Regions from separate parts of the Homo sapiens genome. Here region 2 is linked to region 1. A link is an interaction called in ENCODE POLR2A ChIA-PET data of the cell type or tissue named here. Cell type or tissue: MCF 10A. All regions are shown on one strand. Each heading gives the region's core, and the rest is flanking DNA. Links, peaks and the distances in the headings are about the cores only.

Region 1 (10,515 bases), core at 2,867-7,866:
ATCCAAAAGGTGGCCAGGTTTACAATATTGTTTGGAGCTCAGCTGAGAGGCTTAGTCTGGAGATGATATAAACTGGAGAGTCGTCAGCGTATAGGTGGTGTTTAAAGTACAGCTGGAAGTGAGGAGAGCCAACCTCCTCTGGGTGCTGCCCCTGCCAGTCTCACCTCCTGACCCCAGCGGTCCTTCCAGCCCATCCAGCGGCGACCATCCCGGGAGTAACGCAGCCGGTAGCTCCGGGAGAACTCCTTGCCCAGGCCCCCGGCATGCCGTCCCTGGGTGCCCACCAGAGCCACCAGGTGCAGTCGTTGTAGATCCACCTGCAAGTACTCCTCCTCCTTGGGAAACACCGACCCTGCGGGGCACCAGGCCCCATCCCCGTCACTGCTCTCCAACCTGAGGGTGAAGAGGGGCACAGAGAACATCTGGCCCCAGGTCTGCCTCCATCTCCAGTATTTAAACCCCACTTCATTTGCCCCCTCAGCCTGCAGGGGTTTCACTGGCATGGGCAGAGGGGTTGGAGGGGAAGTAGAGGTCCCAGGAGCTCCTCTCGGGGCAGCTACAAGTGTGCCAGGTGTGCCAAGTACCTGCTGTGGCGGGCGGCAGTGGAATCTGACCAGGAGCTGGAAGCAGAGATGTCACTGTCTGGGATGGTCCGGTCCTGCATGCCCAGGGCATAGCGGCACTTGGCTGAGTAAAAAGCAGGCATGTAACAGGTCAAGGCCCCCAACTCTCTACCTCCCAAGCCCTGGCCCTCAGGGACCCATGATTCAGTCTCCTCACCAGGATCAAAATGTCCCTTCATGTCAGCATCTCCACTTGCCACCAAGAGCAGCAGCAGTAAAGATGACAGGGCCTCTGGTCCCATAGCTCCTGATCCCTCGGGCCTAAGGGGGTGGGGGCAGCATCTCTGCAGGGGATAAAATGGGTGGTGCGTAAGTTAATCAGGGGACTGAGTCATAGCTGACAGCAACAGACAGAATGGGCCGCTTTGGGGATAATAACAGTAAAACAACAACAACAGTCATTGTTTAACAGCATCAGCTATATTTTTAGAATGCTTCCCCTGTGCCAGACACTGGCCTAAACCCTTAAACAGAATCCATAATTTTATCTTCACAGTCACTTCATAAGGTAGATACTATTACTATCCATATTTAACACATGAAGAAACTAGGGCAGAGATCAGTTAAATAACTTCCTAAAGCCCCATTTCTCCAATCAGGAATGGGCAAAATATCCCCATAAACAACGGCTTAGAACAAACAACAAGTGTGCAAAAAATGTTTATAACACATACAACAGGAAAAGGTTTAATAACTACAATAAACTAAGGCCCCTTAGGAACTGACAAGAAAAAATATATAAGTAACCCAATAAAGAAACAGCCAAAGAATGTGAATAGTCATTTCACAGAAAAGCAAAGCCAAATTGCCAACAAACATTTTTTTTAATGGTCAAATTCACCAGCCTCAGGGAAATACCAAGCAGACTGACAAGATATTTTTTTAAGGCTGTAACATATAAAAGTGGTAGAAAGTGATGAAAAGGGAGGCACCATGCTCAATGGCAGAAATGAGTGTTATCTTCTATTTGGAAAGCAATCTAGCAATGTCTATTATAATTAAAAATGCACATCCTCTTCGACCCAGCATTCCCTCGAGAGAGAAGCACCAGGAAGTAAGAACATATGTGCAGGTCTGGGTCTGGTGGCTCATGCCTGTAACCCCAGCACTTTGGGAGGCCGAGATGGGAGGATCACTTGAGGCCAGGAGTTAGAGACCAGCCTGGTGAACATAGTGAGACCCCATCTCTTTAAAAAAAGTGAAAAATAAAAATAAAAAAGAAGATTTCAAAGATGTTTATTATGGTACCTTTTGTAAGACATAAATCTGTAAGATATGTGAATGCCCACAGGGGACAGGCTGGAATTAAAAAAAATAAGGTTTATTGACTACTATGCAGCTATGAAAAGTAACAAAGAGGCAATATATTCCTAACTTTGTGTGATTTCCATGTATATCTGTTGAATATGAAAAGCAAGCAACAGAAGTATAAAAAATATCCCACCTTTTGAAAATAGAATAAACAAGCACCCATGTTTGTATATATACCTGTGTGTACGTCTAGAAGGAGAGAATATATAATAGAATATAACAATAGAATACAATATAACAAGAGTTAACATGAACGGGGCAAAAGAAAAGCAAATTTAAAAAGACAGGTTGATTGTACTATTTTTCTAAATCTTGTAACATAAATGCATTTATGTAAAATCATAAGATATGTAAAAGAATATGAAAATCATTTTGACTTTTAAAAAATAAATATGTCCCAGGAAAGGTTGGGCAATTCCTTGTTGAGGATATGATAGAATTAAACATCAGATAAGCCTGGACCAGCTCACCCTGCTGCCCTCCCACATAGGAGTCCAGAATTCTAAGAGAAGGGCAGAGGGGACCCCAGCACCTTCTAGTCTTACTGTCCCCTATAGCCCTCTAGGCCCAGGGTGGTCCCTGGACCATCAGCAATACCTGGAAGCATGGAAGAAATCAGAATCTCAGGCTCACCCTTGACCTGCTCAATCAAAATCTGCCTTTTAACACAATTCCCAGGTGACCTGTGCCCATTAAAGTTTGAAAATCCCTACTCTGTTCCTCAGGCCCAGGAAGCTTACCCCACATAAAACTATTCTAAATGGCATCTCCTTACAAACCCAAGTAACTACTCTCCCCTCCCCTGCTGCAGGAAAAGCTATCCTAACCTGTACTGGTCTCAGAGCCCTGTACTGAAGTCTCCAGGCCCTGGAGTCCTGAGGGACTCGACTGCCACCTCTTATCAGGTTCAGGGCATCTTGGGCCCAGTTATCCCTGCTCTGCCTTCCTGAGACCCAGACATCCAGTCCCCCCAGTTCCCACTTCCAGAAGGTGGCTGCCTCTGAGGGACTGAGGAAAGGCTGAGTTGCCTTGGAGACGAGGGCGGGTCTAAAGACAAGGAAGGCAGGTCACCCCAGGAGGTAGGAGGAGTGGGGGATACTCCCCCATCCCTTTGTCCTCCTCCAGCTGCTCCCACAATGCACTAGGGCAGGAATGTAAGAGGCAGCTGAGACCCCAGAGCTCTGAAGCAGCAGCTGAGGGGGACGACTGAGTTGTGGGGGGCACTCAGAGGCTAGAACCAGAAGGCATCACGCCTGGTCCCTTAGGGTCCAGCGCCGGGGAGCAGGCTGCCAGAGTCCCAGGAGACTGGCTTGGAATTCCTGGGTGCCGCTCTCCAACCCCACCTCTCTCGGGAACAGCGGGGCTCTTGTTCCCCTAAGTAACCTTCATGCCTATCCCAGATGAGTCATCAGAGCCACACAGAGCCGAGAGGAGCCCGGGGCAGAGATACAAAGGCAGGCAGAGGATACGAGGCAGGCGGAGACAGAGCGAGAGCCACAATGCAAGAGGTAAATAGAGCAGGCTCAGAAACACGGGGCACAGAGCCAAGCAGAGGAACACGGAGAAGCACAGAGACGTCTGGGCTGTCTGTTCTCCAACACCCCCAGTCACCTCATCTCTCTCCACTGGGTCTTCAGTCCACAGTCAGAGACCCAGAGGGCAAGAGAGGACAAGCCCAGAAGACCTTCCCCAATCCCACCCCCTTCCACTCCATTACAACCAAAGACAAACCAGGGGCCAGGCCACCCTGCCTCAAGCCCTTCACGCTCCTCTCCCAACCCCCAAGTCCCACTCAGACAACACCCACACAGCTCTGTACACACACACACGGTGAAACACACAAACTTACTGAACTGGCTGTAAACAGCGAGGCTAAATGTGGCATGCACACACCCACCTCTCAGTGTCCCTGACAACCCTCACAGAGTTTCTGAGACAGAGCAAACACAGAAGCTCATGCATACATCAACCCGTCCACACCTTGGCATTCCTTCAAGTCCAACCCCATCGCTCAGTGAATAGCCACCTTCAGACACCTGTGAACATGAAATGACAGACACCACATGCTCCTGTGACCAAAAGACAGCATGAGACACACACACCCGGGCCCTTGGGCACAGGATCCCCAGAGAACTGGGGCCCAGCCTCTAACACACATGGGTGACCAAGCCAGAGGGACGTCGAGGGGGCAGGGAACAGGTGGGCGCTGGGTGGGAAGAGTGGCAATAAGGACAACAGCCTTTCCCTGCCTTTCCACTCACTCCCCTTTCACCTGTCTCCACCACACCACTCAGTCCTGGACACACCTACAGGCCCTCAGCAACAGCCAGCGAGCTTGGGCGCCTGCCTCTGGCTGCTGGAAGCGCTGGGAAGAAATGTTCAGCCAAGAGCCAGGCATGGGGGGGTGGGACCCTGAAGCTGGCGCTCACCGGCAGTGACATTCTCTCATGCCAGAGCTAATTGACCATCCAGCCGGGAAGAGTGGTGTCACTGGTGGGTTAGAGTGGCAGTCCCTCTTTTTGCTGGACTGTGACCAGACTGACCAACTGGGTGTTGGCTGAGCGGAGGCTTAGCAGTTAGATGCCCGCAGGGACTGGCCAGGTGGAGGGCAGGCGATAGATGAGCTGACTCAGTGGGGCTGCACAGGAGCACCTCCTCCCGGGGCTCAGTTCCTCCGCACTGAGTGAGAGGGGACTTGCCTCAAGGCTGGAGGCTCAAAACTCTTTCTGGGAGGTCACGGGCTTCACCTCCACCCAGTCCCCGCCCCCGGTTTTCAGACGGTATGCCAGAGCATCGGGGAGGCGGGCAGGGAGGCTTAGAAGAGCTGGACGACCAAGCATGGCTCGGGACGTCCTGCCTCCCCCGCCCCTCGCCCTGCAGGCGCCGCCGCGCGCCCCCACCCCAAGAGCCCCAGGCCTCCGCCCGCGGGTTCCGCCGCCGCTCTCCCTACCTCTCATCGCTCTTCCCGGCAGACCCAGGCGTCCGACCCGGGAGCGGGGCCTCTTCGGCGGCGGGGCGAGGGGCGGGGGAGGCGGAGGGAGCCAGGAGCCGGGAGCCGGGAGCGGGAGGCGCCGGCGGGGCTCGGGTGTCGGGAGGCGGCTCCCGAGAGCAGCTGTCGGGGGCCTGTTCCGGGGAGAGGAGCCAGGGCTGGGGCGGCTCGGGCCCAGGCGCCGCCTCCCCCTCGCCTCGGCTCCCTCCCTTCCTCCTCCCGCTCCTCGCTCCCCTCCCTCCCCTCGGCCTTCTCGCCGCGCGTTCGGGCTCGCAGCCCTCCCTTCCCCCTCCCGGACCCAGTAGTCCCAGTGGCTCCCACGCCCGGCGCCGAGCTCCAGGCCCCGCGCCCGCCACGCCCACCCCGCGCGCTAGCGCCCGGCCCGGCCTCCCCCAGGTAACCCGCCCGCCAAGCCCGCCTGGGCGCTCCCAGGCCGCCCAGCCGCCCGCGCCGCTGCCTCCGGCCGGCTCCGCGCCCAGCCCCCTCCACCCACTCGCAGCCCACCCCCGCTTCCCCAAACGAGAACCTCCAAAGCTGGCGCCCCAGGGGGCTGGCTGCAGTCCCGCTCAGGGCCCACGAGGGGAAGACGCCCCTCCTACTTCTGGGATCGGTTCCTGGTGGGAGAGGCAAAGGGGAGCAGCCCCAGGGCACAGAGGAAGAAGCAGGTTCCCACAGGCTCGGCCCAGCCCAGCTGCGGGAGTTAGCCCAGAGAAGGGAGCAGAGCTCAGGTCTCAGGGCTCACCTGTCCAGCCAGGCCCCAGACTGCTCTTCTCCCTCCACCAACCTTTGCTCCTCTCTCGCAGCCTGTGCGCTCCCGCCCCTACGACCCAACCTGGAAGGCCCCAGACCCTGAAGGCGGGCCCACTCTCTTCTCCTTCTCCTCTCAGTTCCTCTCTCTGAAGGGCGTTCTAAGGGACCCGGGGGTCCAGACGCCCAGGCCCTGATTCCCCTGGGCTCCCAACGGAGTGGAGTGGGAGGGGGACTCAGGAGTCCTCAGGGCAAGCCTCCCTCAGGCCCAGCCAGCTCTGGCCGTAGTGGGCCAGAGGGTCTGATCACTGGCCAGAAGAGGCCAAAAATGAGGCCAGGACAAAGTTGAGTGGTCGGGAGGAGGAAGAAGAGGAGCAGGAGAAGGATGGAGGCACACTGAAAATCACACACAGTCAAAAGGAAGGGGACCAAGAGACCCAGGGAAGATGAAACAGTGAGACTGAGTAGGCAAAGCAACTGAGAGAGCTACTGGGCAGAGGATGGAGCGGGACAGAACAGCTTGTGGTGGGAGGTGCTTTTTCCCCACTCAGCACTACCTCAGCCCCTCACCTCTCTCCACACCCCCACACCTGCTCACCACCTAGACAATGTCACGGTCACAGGAAGTTCTCGCTCCACTGCACATCTCCGCCCCAGGAACCTCACAGTAGATAAAAACATACCCTGCTTGCAGTCCCAGACAACAATCCCAAGAAAGAAACACGAAGTCCCAACCAGACAAGTACACAAAAGCACTACCAGGAAGAAGCTGGCCCTTGGGAAAGGCCGAGGCACACATGGGCACTAGTTCAGAAGCCCAAGGACGTTCCAACGGCTGAGGGACCTGCTAACAGACAGCCCCAGGGTCACTCGAAGAGCAGCTTCTTCCCGCCTTCCTGTCCCACCAAGCCCCCAGGGATTCATTCCCCCAGAACACCTACCCCTCCAGAGAACAGCAGCTGGGGAATCTAGGCCCAGGAGACGCTGGACTGGGGGTGGGGCCAGCCTGGGGGTGGGGCCAAGGCTTCCCAAGTCACCTCACCTGGCAGCCCACAGCCCCTCCTTCCAGGAGCTGTGCTCTGGGAAAGCCCCAACAGGCCTGCCAGGCAAGCTACAGCCCGTCATACCCTGGTGGGACATTCCACACCCCAGGCCCACGCTGACCCCAGCTAAGTGGCATGGCAGTGCCAGACAGAGGGGTCCACTGGGGAGAGCAGAAGGAGCTAGAGAGTCCTGAAACCTTTGTCCCCTCTTCTCACTGCCTCAGGAGAAATTCCTAGTGGTGATGCCCACCTCGCCCCAGCTCTAGGCTGGAGGAGTGGGAGGGATGCAAGGCTGGGGCCCAGTGGAGTCAAGTGACAACGGAAAGGGAGCTGGAGCCAGCTGGAATGCGGGACTCGGAGCCGAGATTCCCAGGGGCCTGAGAGGGAAATCCCAGCCATCCTGGGGCCCAGAGAGCAGCACCAAAGACCAAGAGGGCCTGATTACCCATCCGTGGTCCCCAGAGCCCATTCCACATCTCCTGCATCACTCCGAACCCCAGAGGCCCCCTGTGTCCCTGAGAACCCCCAAATGACCCTCTACCATCCCCTCCCATCCTGGGCTTCCCTCCCCTTCAAGCCAGTGGCAGCCTGCTGCCCAGGAAGGAGAGGATGGGAAACAGCTGAAAAAATGTGAGGAGAGGCACGTAGGAGAGGGGAGAAGGCAGCTTCAGGCCTGCAGACCACCTGGCCACAGGAGGGAAGCCCAGCACGACCAGCGAGCGAGAGGACGGACCAGATGGGCCCCCACACATACACTAGCTGCAGTCCCCTTCCGGGAGCTGCAGCTGCCTCTGGAGGAGCAGGCTGGGTCAGCAGCTGGGGAGAGTAAGAAGCGACGGGTGGGGGGCAGGGTGAAGGAGTGTACAAGGCTTTGGGTGTGAGTCAGACCTGATGCCACTGAATAAACTGGAAACTGAGGCCAGGGAGCGAAGGAGGAGATTGAGATGACGTAGCTCTGGGAGAGAGATGAAACAGCTCAGCTGTGGTTGGGGAAGAAAAGGGCAAGGGACCAGAAGAGGGAGAGGAGGCTGATGGTCAGATGGGGACAATGGTGAGAGAATTCCCAGAGAGACGGAGATGGACTGAGGTCAAGGCCAAGGAGACAGGTCTGAGAGAGGAAAAGGAGGATGAAGACAGGGCACACACAGCAAAAGGTGGGAAGCCCCAGGGGCTCAGAGGAGGAGACTGAAGTTTGGGAAGAAAAGGGCTGAACTGGATGAAGGAACTGAAGTGGACTCGGGAAGGAAACAGTGTTGGAAACAAACTCCTAAGAGAGGAAGGCAGGGAACTGAGGAGGCTTGAGAGCTGGGCAGACAGATCAAGGGGACAAGAAGCAAGGACAAGGGAAGAAGGGGCTGGAGTGAAACAGAGAGTGGAGGGAAAGAGGAGGGAGACTGGGGCGCAGAGTGTGAAGCTAAGGGACACGGGGAGATGAGAAGTATAAAAGGCTGAGAAAGGAAGAGGCACCTGCGGGACAGATGGGGACATGAGGACCAAAGAGAGAATCTAACCTGTTTCTGGACAACGGTCCCCCTTTGGGGACACCCTAGTCCCTCAGCCCATTCACCACACCATGGCACCCAACTCTATTCCCTCTCTTTCCCCTCCTCCCTGCCAGGCTCTGGGCCGCTCCCCTCCTCCCAACACACCTCCAGCCTCCAGCCGGGGACCGCCTGGTCCCTGCCCACAAGGGGAGGGCCCAGCTCCAGTGCCCACTCCTGCCCTCCCAGTTCATCTCTGGCTTCCCCCCTCTCACCTCCAGCTCAGGATTCTCTTAGGTCCCAGTCACCCCAGTCTCAGGCCTTTGGGGTCGGGTCTGGGGCTGCCAACGCTGCCTGGCTTTGTCCGAGCGTCCGGGGCCCCGGGCCCAGGAGGAGCAGCTGCCCGGGCCAGCTGCGGCTGGCTTCAATGTGACCATGGCAACCAAGTCCCGCTCCCCTCACCGAGCCTCTAGGCCCCCGCAGAGAGGGACTGAGCAGCCTGGCTGTGGAGAAAGGGAGGGGAGGCTGAGAACTGTGAAACAGAACCAAAGGGAGACCCCAGACAAAGAAACCCCAGACAAAAGGAGATGAAGGGAGGCAGAGGAAACAGAAAGCGGCATTGGGGGTGGTGGCCGGGAGCTCAGGCCCTCCAGAGGGGGAGAATCTAGGAGAGGCGGAGAAAGAGGCAGAAGCAGGGGCTGATTTGCAGGGGAGAAGAGAGATTAGAATTGACTGGCAGAGGTCCTTTAGAGACTCCTTCTGGGCCCCTGAGAATTCACTTCCTTCTCCCAGGATTTTGCACCCTGGAGAGAACCAGAATCCCAGTTTCTTAGTTGGCTGTCTCAAAAATATTATATATGGCGAGAGCTTCCCTCCAATTACACCAATGGCCATAGGAAATATCTGAAAACAAAAGGTGCTCTCAGTTTTCACAAACAACCCCAATTTCAAAGCCTAAACCATCACCTCTTAAATACCAATGGCAATGGTGCCAGTTGCGGTGGCTCATGCCTATAATCCCAGCACTTTGGGAGGCCAAGGAGGGCTGATCGCTTGAGCCCAGAAGTTCGAGACCAGCTTGGGCAACATGGCACAACCCCATCTCTACAAAAAATACCAAAATTAGCTGGATGTGGTGATGCGCACCAGGAGGCTGGGTGGGAGGATCACCTGAGCCCGGGAGGTCAAGGCTGCAGTGTGCCATGATTGCACCACTGCACTCCAGCCTGGGCAACAGAGCAAGACCCTGCCTAAAAAAAAAAAAAAAGGGCATTGTCAGACAATGTTCAGACAATCCTTGGTTTGGAAACTATGATCCCAAAGCCAAAGGTGATGAATTAGGCTTGGAGGGACTGGAGGAGGGAAGAGGAGTAATGAGGCCGCCTCTCACAGCATGCAAGAGGAAGCAGAGTATCAAATGGGAGGGGAGAAAGCAGGGCTCTGCGTCTGAGAGGGAGAGTTAAGGTTCCGACTCAACATCTGGCTTCTCTTGGCTGAGTCTACATCAGTAAGAGGGAGATAATGGTCACTGGCCCAGAGTCTGTTTAGAAGATAATGAGATAGCATCTGTAAGGTACAGGCCCACTGATAAAAGCAACCATCCAAACTCCACTAAACATGATCTCTCTCTGTGGACTTCTCATGTGTCACTTGGGATCTCTGAGTGCCACCTCCCAAGTCATTCCACAACAGTTGTTATTAAGAGTTTGCTTTGAGAGGCCGAGGTGGGTGGATCACCTGAGGTCAGGAGTTTGAGATCAGCCTAGCCAACATGGTGAAACCCCATCTCTACTAAAAATAGAAAAAAATTAGCTGGGTGTGGTGGTGCGCGTCTGTAACCCCAGCTACTTGGGAGGCTGAAGCAGGAGAATTGTTTGCACCTGAGAGGTGGAGGTTGCAGTGAGCCAAGATCACACCACTGCACTCCAGCCTGGGTGACAGAGGGAGACTCTGTCTCAAAAAATAATAATAATAAAATAAGAGTTTGCATAGGGCACCAGGTGCAGTGGCTCATGCCTATCATCCCAGCACTTTGGGAGGCCCGAGTCAGGCAGATCACCTGAAGTCAGGAGTTCGAGACCAGCCCGACCAACGTGGTGAAACCCTGTCTCTACTAAAAATGCAAAAAAATCAGCCAGGCATGGTGGCGGTTACCTGTAATCCCAGCTACTTGGGAGGCTGAGGCAGGAGAATCGCTTGAACCCGAGAGGTGGAGGTTGCAGTGAGCTGAGAATGCGCCATTGCACTCCAGCCTGGGATACAAGAGTGAAAGTCCCTCTCAAAATAAATAAATAAATAAATAAATAAATAAAAATAAAAGA
Region 2 (7,206 bases), core at 1-5,000, 200 kb before region 1:
GATGCAACCTCCATGGGTAGGTCTATCCCTTTGGCTTCTCGGACTTTTTGTCCTATAAGTTGGGGGAATGATAGAGCAGGTCCCTCTAGATCATGGAGCCCGGGCAGGGTCCTCATGTGCTTGGATCCAAGGGTGGGAAAACATTTTCTACCTAATTTAAACCAGTGGCATTTGTGTCTCTGTTACAAGCAGCCAAAAATTTATATTTTAACACGTCTAGTTGACTTCCTGCACTTCTATGCCCATCTTCCTAAAAGAGAACAGTGTATCTCTCTAAAAGGGACTTCATCCTTTACTCTCAGGTCCTAGAATATACTGATGTTTCCTACATGTTAATTATGCTTTCCACAATCAAAATTTGATTTCATTAGGAAATCCATTCATGCAAGAGATGTCTCTAATTAAAAACTATCCAAATAACTTCTCCAATAACCAACCACACTGGCCTTTTTGCTCTCCTCCCTGCTGAGGGCTTATATCCCTGGATATCCTTTGACATCCATCAGCCCTGCTCTCTATAGTGACAATCTACAGGAACATTTCCATTTATTGCCTCTCCAGTGATTCTCAGCTCTTTGCAAACAAAATTCCATCCAGTTCCTTCAAAGGGCAGTCCTTTAAAAACCATGAGCCTATACTGTTAGTCATGATATGCGGAAAGAGATTGTTGAGGGTCTCAAGTACCAAATCCACCTACTGCAATGCATTGAGAAAATATGCATCAATTGCTTGTTCTGATAATGTACTGTAGTATGTAAGAGCTTACCACTGGGGAAGCTGCGTGAAGAGTGCACAGGACATCTCGGTACTAATTTTGCAACTTTCTGTGCATCTTTAGTTATTTGAAAACAAAAAGAGAAGAAAAAAAAAGAGGAGGAGGCAGGACATTAAAAAATATAACCTTATGGATGGGCTTGGTGGCTCACGTCTGTAATCCCAGCATTTTGGGAGGCCGAGGCCGGCGGATCACGTGAGGGCAGGAGTTCGAGACCAGCCTAGCCATCATGGCGAAACCCCATCTCTACTAAAAGTACAAAAATTAGCCAGGCGTGGTGGCAGGCGCCTGTAATCCCAGCTACTCAGGAGGCTGAGGCAGGAGAATTGCTTGAACCCGGGAGGCGGAGGCTGCAGTGAGCAGAGATCTTGCCACTTCACTCCGGCCTGGGCAAAAGAGTGAAACTCTGTCTCAAAAACAAAACAAAACAAAACAAAACAACAACAAAAAACTCCTTATTCAAAAATCGAGGCCATTCCAGATAAAGGAACTCTCTTTATATCTACAGTTTTGGCTCCAAACTTTATTGTGGCTTCGTACCTTAGTGAACTGGATTAGTGAGCATGTGTGATTGCAGTGACTGCCTAAAAAAGAGACAGGGCAGCCTGCCCTGTCCCATGAGTCCTTCCCGTTGGGCTTCCATAAAAGGGGTGAAGTGTCCTTCCCCAGCAGGAGGCGGCATTGAGTAATTCTCATGACACCAGCCTTAAAGAAGGACTTACTTGGCCTGCAGTCTGCCACACACATCTCCCTCAGGGCCCCAGCAGGGCCTCTGCAGCTGGTAGGTGCTTAATGGAGGATTTTAGGATTTTGCATCTTGGTTATCTCATCTTTGAGGACTCGACCTACATCTGGCAAGTCTAGGAGATGGAATTGAGGAGGGCATATGCACAGAGTACTGGGAATTAGAGAGCTGAGTCACTGGAGAGTCTCGAACCTCAGAGCAGCTGCCTTTCTCTTGGACTCAGGCCAAGATTGAGGGAGACTGACGACATATTGCATCTCACAGGTTCCCAGGGGCACAAGGCTATTTGCGACCACAGCAGCTCCGTTTGGCTAAGGAGGCCTTGGGTTTCTGAGGGATAGGAAGAATCAGAGCAGAGAAGAGCAGATGGAATGGTGACCGACGTAGGGCCCTGAAGTTTACTTAGGGTTGTCTTCTAGAAATGTGAGGTGCTGTGTTTACAAAAAAAGCATAGCTTGCACTGCTCTCAGTCTCAGGTTCCCAGGGGAAAGGGCTAAATAAGGACAATCTGCAATGCATTGGAAGGAAAAACTGAGAGGCTTATACATTTATGAGAGGTATCCCCACTATGTATTTGTAAATCTTCCAGAATGTAGGAATGTCCAGATGCCATTAAAAAAAAAAAGACTAACTGTATTTATTCATTTATCTATTTTTATTGACATTGTAATTGTATATATTCAGATGCCCTTTTTTTTTTTTTGAGATGGAATTTTGCTCTTCTTGCCCAGGCTGGAGTGCAATGGCATGATCTCAGCTCACTGCAACCTCCGCCTCCTGAGTTCAAGCAATTCTGCTGCCTCAGCCTCCGGAGTAGCTGGGGCTGGGACTACAGGCATGCACCACCATGCCCAGCTAATTTTTCTGTACTTTAGTACAGACGGAGTTTCGCCATGTTGGCCAGGCTGGACTTGAACCCCTGACCTCAAGTGATCCTCCCGCCTTGGCCTCCCGAAGTGCTGGGATTACAGGACTGAGCCACCTCGCTCAGACTTTTTTTTTTTTTTAAATGGAACCCTTCACAAATTTGTGTGTCATCCTTGAGCAGGGGCCATGCTAATCTTCTCTGTATCAGATGCCACTTTCATTTTTAGACGGAGTCTCACTCTGTTACCCAGGCACCTGCCACCATCCCCAGCTGATTTTTTTGTATTTTTAGTAGAGACAGGGTTTCACCATGTTGGTCAGGCTGGTCTCAAACTCCTGACCTCAGGTGATCCACCCACCTTGGCCTCCCAAAATGCTGGGATTACAGGTGTGAGCCACCGCTCCTGGCCTTTTTGTTTTTTAAACTCAGCACTCATCTTAGTATTCTAATATATTATCTCCTAAATAAGTTTTTATTTAACTATTTAAAATTTTTATCAGATTTATACAGATATGTAATTTTAAAAGCCAAATATATATGTGTGTGTATATAAATTACAGATATGTAATTTAAAAAGCCAAAGACAGAACAAAAGCTATAGTCCGGTACCAACCCCTAATTCTCTCTTCCTAGAAGTAAAAGCACTTCGATGCTCAATTAGTTTTTATCTTCCTGTTTCTTAATAACAAGTTATATCAGTCAGGGTTCAGTGCAGCAACTAGAGATTACGCTAGGTAAATTAACAGGAAGACATTTTACAAAGGGTATTAAGAGCTTTTGAAATCTTTATAAGGGCTGAGGGCACAGGTTCTAAGCTGGGCTTTATGGAATGATATCCAGAATTATACAGATCTACTAGGTTTTCTTTTGATCATTTGTCTATGAATTTATCACAAATTTGTCAGCAGATTCTATAGAAGTCTATTTTTTCTCTGCAGTCTAATGTATTACAATTAATCAATTCCCTCTTTTTCTTGGTAATATCTTTCTGTAACCAGGTAAAGGAATTTTCTTAATCCCTGAGGTTTTGGCCCCAAGCCTTTTTTTTTTTTCTTTTTTCTTTTTGAGATCCACTCTGTCACCCAGGCAGAAGTGCAGTGGTGAAATCTTGGCTCACTGCAACTTCTGCCTTCTGGGTTCAAGAAATTCTCTGCCTCCGCCTCTTGAGTAGTTGGAATTACAGGCATGTGCCACCATGCCCAGCTAATTCTTTTGTGTGTTTTTGGTAGAGACGGGGTTTCACTATGTTGGCCGGGCTGGTCTCAAACTCCTAGCCTCAGGTGATCCACCCGCCTTGGCTTCACAAAGTGCTGGGATTACAAGCAGGAGCCACCATGCCCGGCCTCCAAACCATTTTAATCTGGACCTGCGGATCCCTAGTTCTCCTACACAGCAACCTCCTGGGATTTTCATTCTCCTCACTCTTTGGAGGATCCCACATCTTTATCTCTCCTGATCTAATCCCTTACTTTGATGGAACTTCCTAAGGAAAGGGGCAAGGGAGGGCAATTTTTGAAATTTTGTCTGAAAATGTCTTTTATATTATGATTACATCTGATTAATAGTTTTACTGAAAATAAAATTCCAAGTTGTAAAATTTACACCTAAATTAGGAAAGCACTGCTCCACTATCTTCCAGCTTCCAGTGCTACTGTTGAAAAGTCCTCAGCTAGGTGTTATGGTGCGCACCTGTAATACCAGCACTTTGGGAAGCCAAAGTGGGAGGATTGCTTGAGCCCAGGAGTTCAAGACCAGCCTGGGCAACGTAGTAAGATTTCGTCTCTACAAAAAATAAAATTAAATTTAAAAATTAGCTGGGCATGGTGGTACGTGTCTGTAGTTTTCAGAAGGCTGAGAGGGGACGATCCCTTGAGCCCAGGAGTTCAAGGCTGCAGTGATCCATGATTGTATCACTACGCTCCAGCCTGGGTGACAGAGTGAGATCCTGTCTCAAAAAAAAAAAAAAAAAAAAAGGAAAAGAGAAAGAAAAAAAGAGAAAACCCTATACCATTTGAGTTTTGATCTTTTTCATGTGACCTGTTTTTTTCTTTTTGTCCAATTTTGGGATTTTTCTTTTTGTCCTCAGTATTTTTAAAATTATGGTAGTATGCCTTGGATTTCATTCCTTTTGTTAGACACTTCTGTTAGACACTTGAGGTCTATCTCACTTTGGAACCATATCTCTCAGTTCTGAGAAAAGTTCTTGAATTATTTCTTTGATAATTTCATCCCTTCTGTTCCCTCTGTCTATTCTTTCTAGAAATCCTCCTATTCATCCAGATGATCTAATTTTCATATATTTTCTATACCATCTACATTTCTTTTCCTTTTTTTTTTTCTTTTGAGATGGAGTCACCCAGGTTGGAGTGTAGTGGCACTATCTCGGCTCACTCCAATCTCCACCTCTCTCGGGTTCAAGCGATTCTCCTGCCTTAGCCTCCCAAGTAGCTGGGATTACAGGCGTATGCCACCACGCCTGGCTAATTTTTGTATTTTTAGTAGAGACGGGGTTTCACTATGTTGGTAAGGCTGGTCTCGAACTCCTAATCTCAAGTGATCCACCCACTTCCGCAACTCAAAGTGCTGGGATTACAGGCCTGAGCTACTGTGCCCGGTCCCATCTACATTTCTTTACCCTTTGCTTCTTTTTAGAAGATTTCTTCAACTTTAAATTTTTTATTTAATAATGTGTTCTTTTACCATGGAGAAAATATCGTCTCTTATGTTTATGAAAATATTAATTGCAGTGGATTTTATTATTTGGCTCTTTGCATTCTCTAAATTTCCTCTTCTTCTTCTTCTTCTTTTTTTTTTTTTTTTTTTTTTGACAGGGTCTCTCTGTTGTGGTCCAGGGCAATGGCTTAATCACAGCTCAATGAAGCCTCGACCTCCCGGACTCAAGTGATCCTCCCATCTCAGCCTCCTGAGCAGCTGAGACTACAGGTGCACGCCACCGCGCCCGGCTAATTTTTGTACTTTTTGTAGACACAGAATCTCGCCATTTTGCTCAGGCTGTTCTTGAACTCTTGGGCTCAAGCGATCCGCCCAGCTTGGCTTGCGAAGGCACTGAGATTACAGGCGTGAGCCACCGCGCCTGGCTTTATATTCCTTAATTCTTGTGTTTTCAATACCTGTCTTTCATGTCAGTGGTTTTCATCCCATAATGACTAGTTTCTTATCAATGTATTGCCTCTCAACCGTAAATCCATCCTCTTAACTGATCTGTATTGAATTAAGCGGTTCTCCTTCGCAGCCAGCACAATATTAAGCTTTCTCAGTAGAGGGCGCCGGAGGGACACTGCCAGAGGAAAGAATTTCTTTTATCTCTGGTTCCGGGAGCTATGGTTTGTGATTCTTGTTGCTCCTGCGGCAGGGCCCATCAGTGGCCAGGTGGGAACATCCGGTGGTCTCTGTCCTAGCTGCGTGCTGACAGCATGCGTTCCCCCAGCGAGCTGGCCCTGACGTGGACCCTGCATGCCCCAGGCCTTGCATGCAGTGAGTGGGCTCCCGATGCCGCGACCCCCCCAGTTTCCTGCTTGCTCATGACTGTTCACAGGCTTTGGCCTGGGCATCCCAGGGAAATAATCTGGTACCTGGTGGGCACATGCACACTTTCTGCCTTGAGTTCTGAATCCAGCTTTGGGGTGGGGATGCTTCCACGTGTGTCCTTCTTTGGGTACTCTCCCGCGGCCCTACAGCATTCTTTGGAGTTCTCTGCACGTCTTTTTAGCCTGTTACAGCCAATAATTCTTTCTAATAATAAACTTTCTCTGCTCAAATTGGGGCTTGGGCTTTGTGAATGATACAGTAATCCTTGGCTTAGTTAGATCTTAAGCTGTTTGGAAACTCCAGGTGTGTGTGTTGGGGATGGGGGGAGGTTTCAGTGGGCTTCACCATAGTGCAAATGGGCTGAACTGTTTCTCCAGAAGACCCTTGTATTAGGGTCTAGTCAGGTGAAAGAAAAAAATCCAAATATTTAAACAGAGGTAATTTTGTTTTATTTTATTCTATTTGAAAAGGAATTTCACTCTGTTGCCCAGGCTGGAGTGCAGTGGCACAATCTCGGCTCACTGCAACCTCGGTCTCCCGGGTTCAAATGATTCTCCTGCCTCAGCCTCCCAAGTAGTGGGATTACAGGCACCTGCCACCACACCCAGCTAAGTTTTGTATTTTTAGTAGAGACAGGGTTTCACCATATTGGCCAGGCTGGTCTCAAACTCCTGACCTCAGGTGATCCACCTGCCTCGGCCTCCCAAAGTGCTGGGATTGCAAGCGTGAGCCTCCGCGCCCAGACAGAGGTAATTTTATATAAAGGATTGTTAACCACATATTGAGATCTAAAAAGACAAAAAGAGCACTGAGATACCGCAGAGGTAGAACGCGTGGGAATCAGGAATGGGGCAACTGCCTCTCCCTCAGTCTTGGGGAACTGAGGGAAGAGGTCAGTATTATTCAATGGGAGAATCTGGGAGGATGGCCCCACGGAGCTAGAATTCAGTTTCCTAAGGAGGAGCCTGGCCAGTGAGCCGGTATCACTGAGGCCACGGGAAGAGGCCTTTGCCGGGAGTGAGGAAGAACCACAGTTTGGGACTTGCTACTGCTGCTGGACCAGCTGTTGCTACAGGGCTGAAGATCCTCGGCTGTGGTGATGCCGGCAGGATTGGGAGGCCAACAAGGGAAGGGATCCCTTCTTCCTCCAGTGCTGACACCTCCCTCTACACCTAAGAGGGAGCCAGCTGGGAAGGAGAGAGTGGAAGAGGGTTTTGAAGTCAAGTGACAGTAGCTTAATATCCGTCAGAACCCCCTTACTCCTGTGTT

The links. Peaks named below come from ENCODE experiments on the same cell type or tissue, not always from the same donor. Only the 100,000 strongest peaks of a DNase experiment are listed, where the experiment ranks them.
Region 2: POLR2A ChIA-PET joins it to region 1 with 10 read pairs; 7 of 35 experiments call an interaction of 5 or more read pairs at or near these places.

The regions. Positions count from the first base shown.
Region 1 is chr6:30,879,080-30,889,594 of GRCh38, reverse strand. DDR1 (discoidin domain receptor tyrosine kinase 1) reads right to left here and starts at 5,076. Exons shown (of 18, transcript NM_001297654.2): 1 at 4,885-5,076; 2 at 781-907; 3 at 585-687; 4 at 165-393. The coding sequence starts at 865. RefSeq lists enhancers at 2,669-3,175, 4,191-4,698, 4,768-5,541, 7,976-8,904. In MCF 10A, for the core only: no CTCF peak of the experiment used is centred there; DNase peaks (open chromatin) are centred at 3,374, 5,164, 5,544, 6,694 and 3 weaker places.
Region 2 is chr6:31,078,427-31,085,632 of GRCh38, reverse strand. It overlaps the pseudogene RNU6-1133P. Among named protein-coding and RNA genes, the nearest start is that of C6orf15, 31 kb to the left of the region's middle. RefSeq lists enhancers at 1,344-1,843, 5,869-6,401. In MCF 10A, for the core only: a CTCF peak has its summit at 1,451 (motif pointing right); no DNase peak of the experiment used is centred there.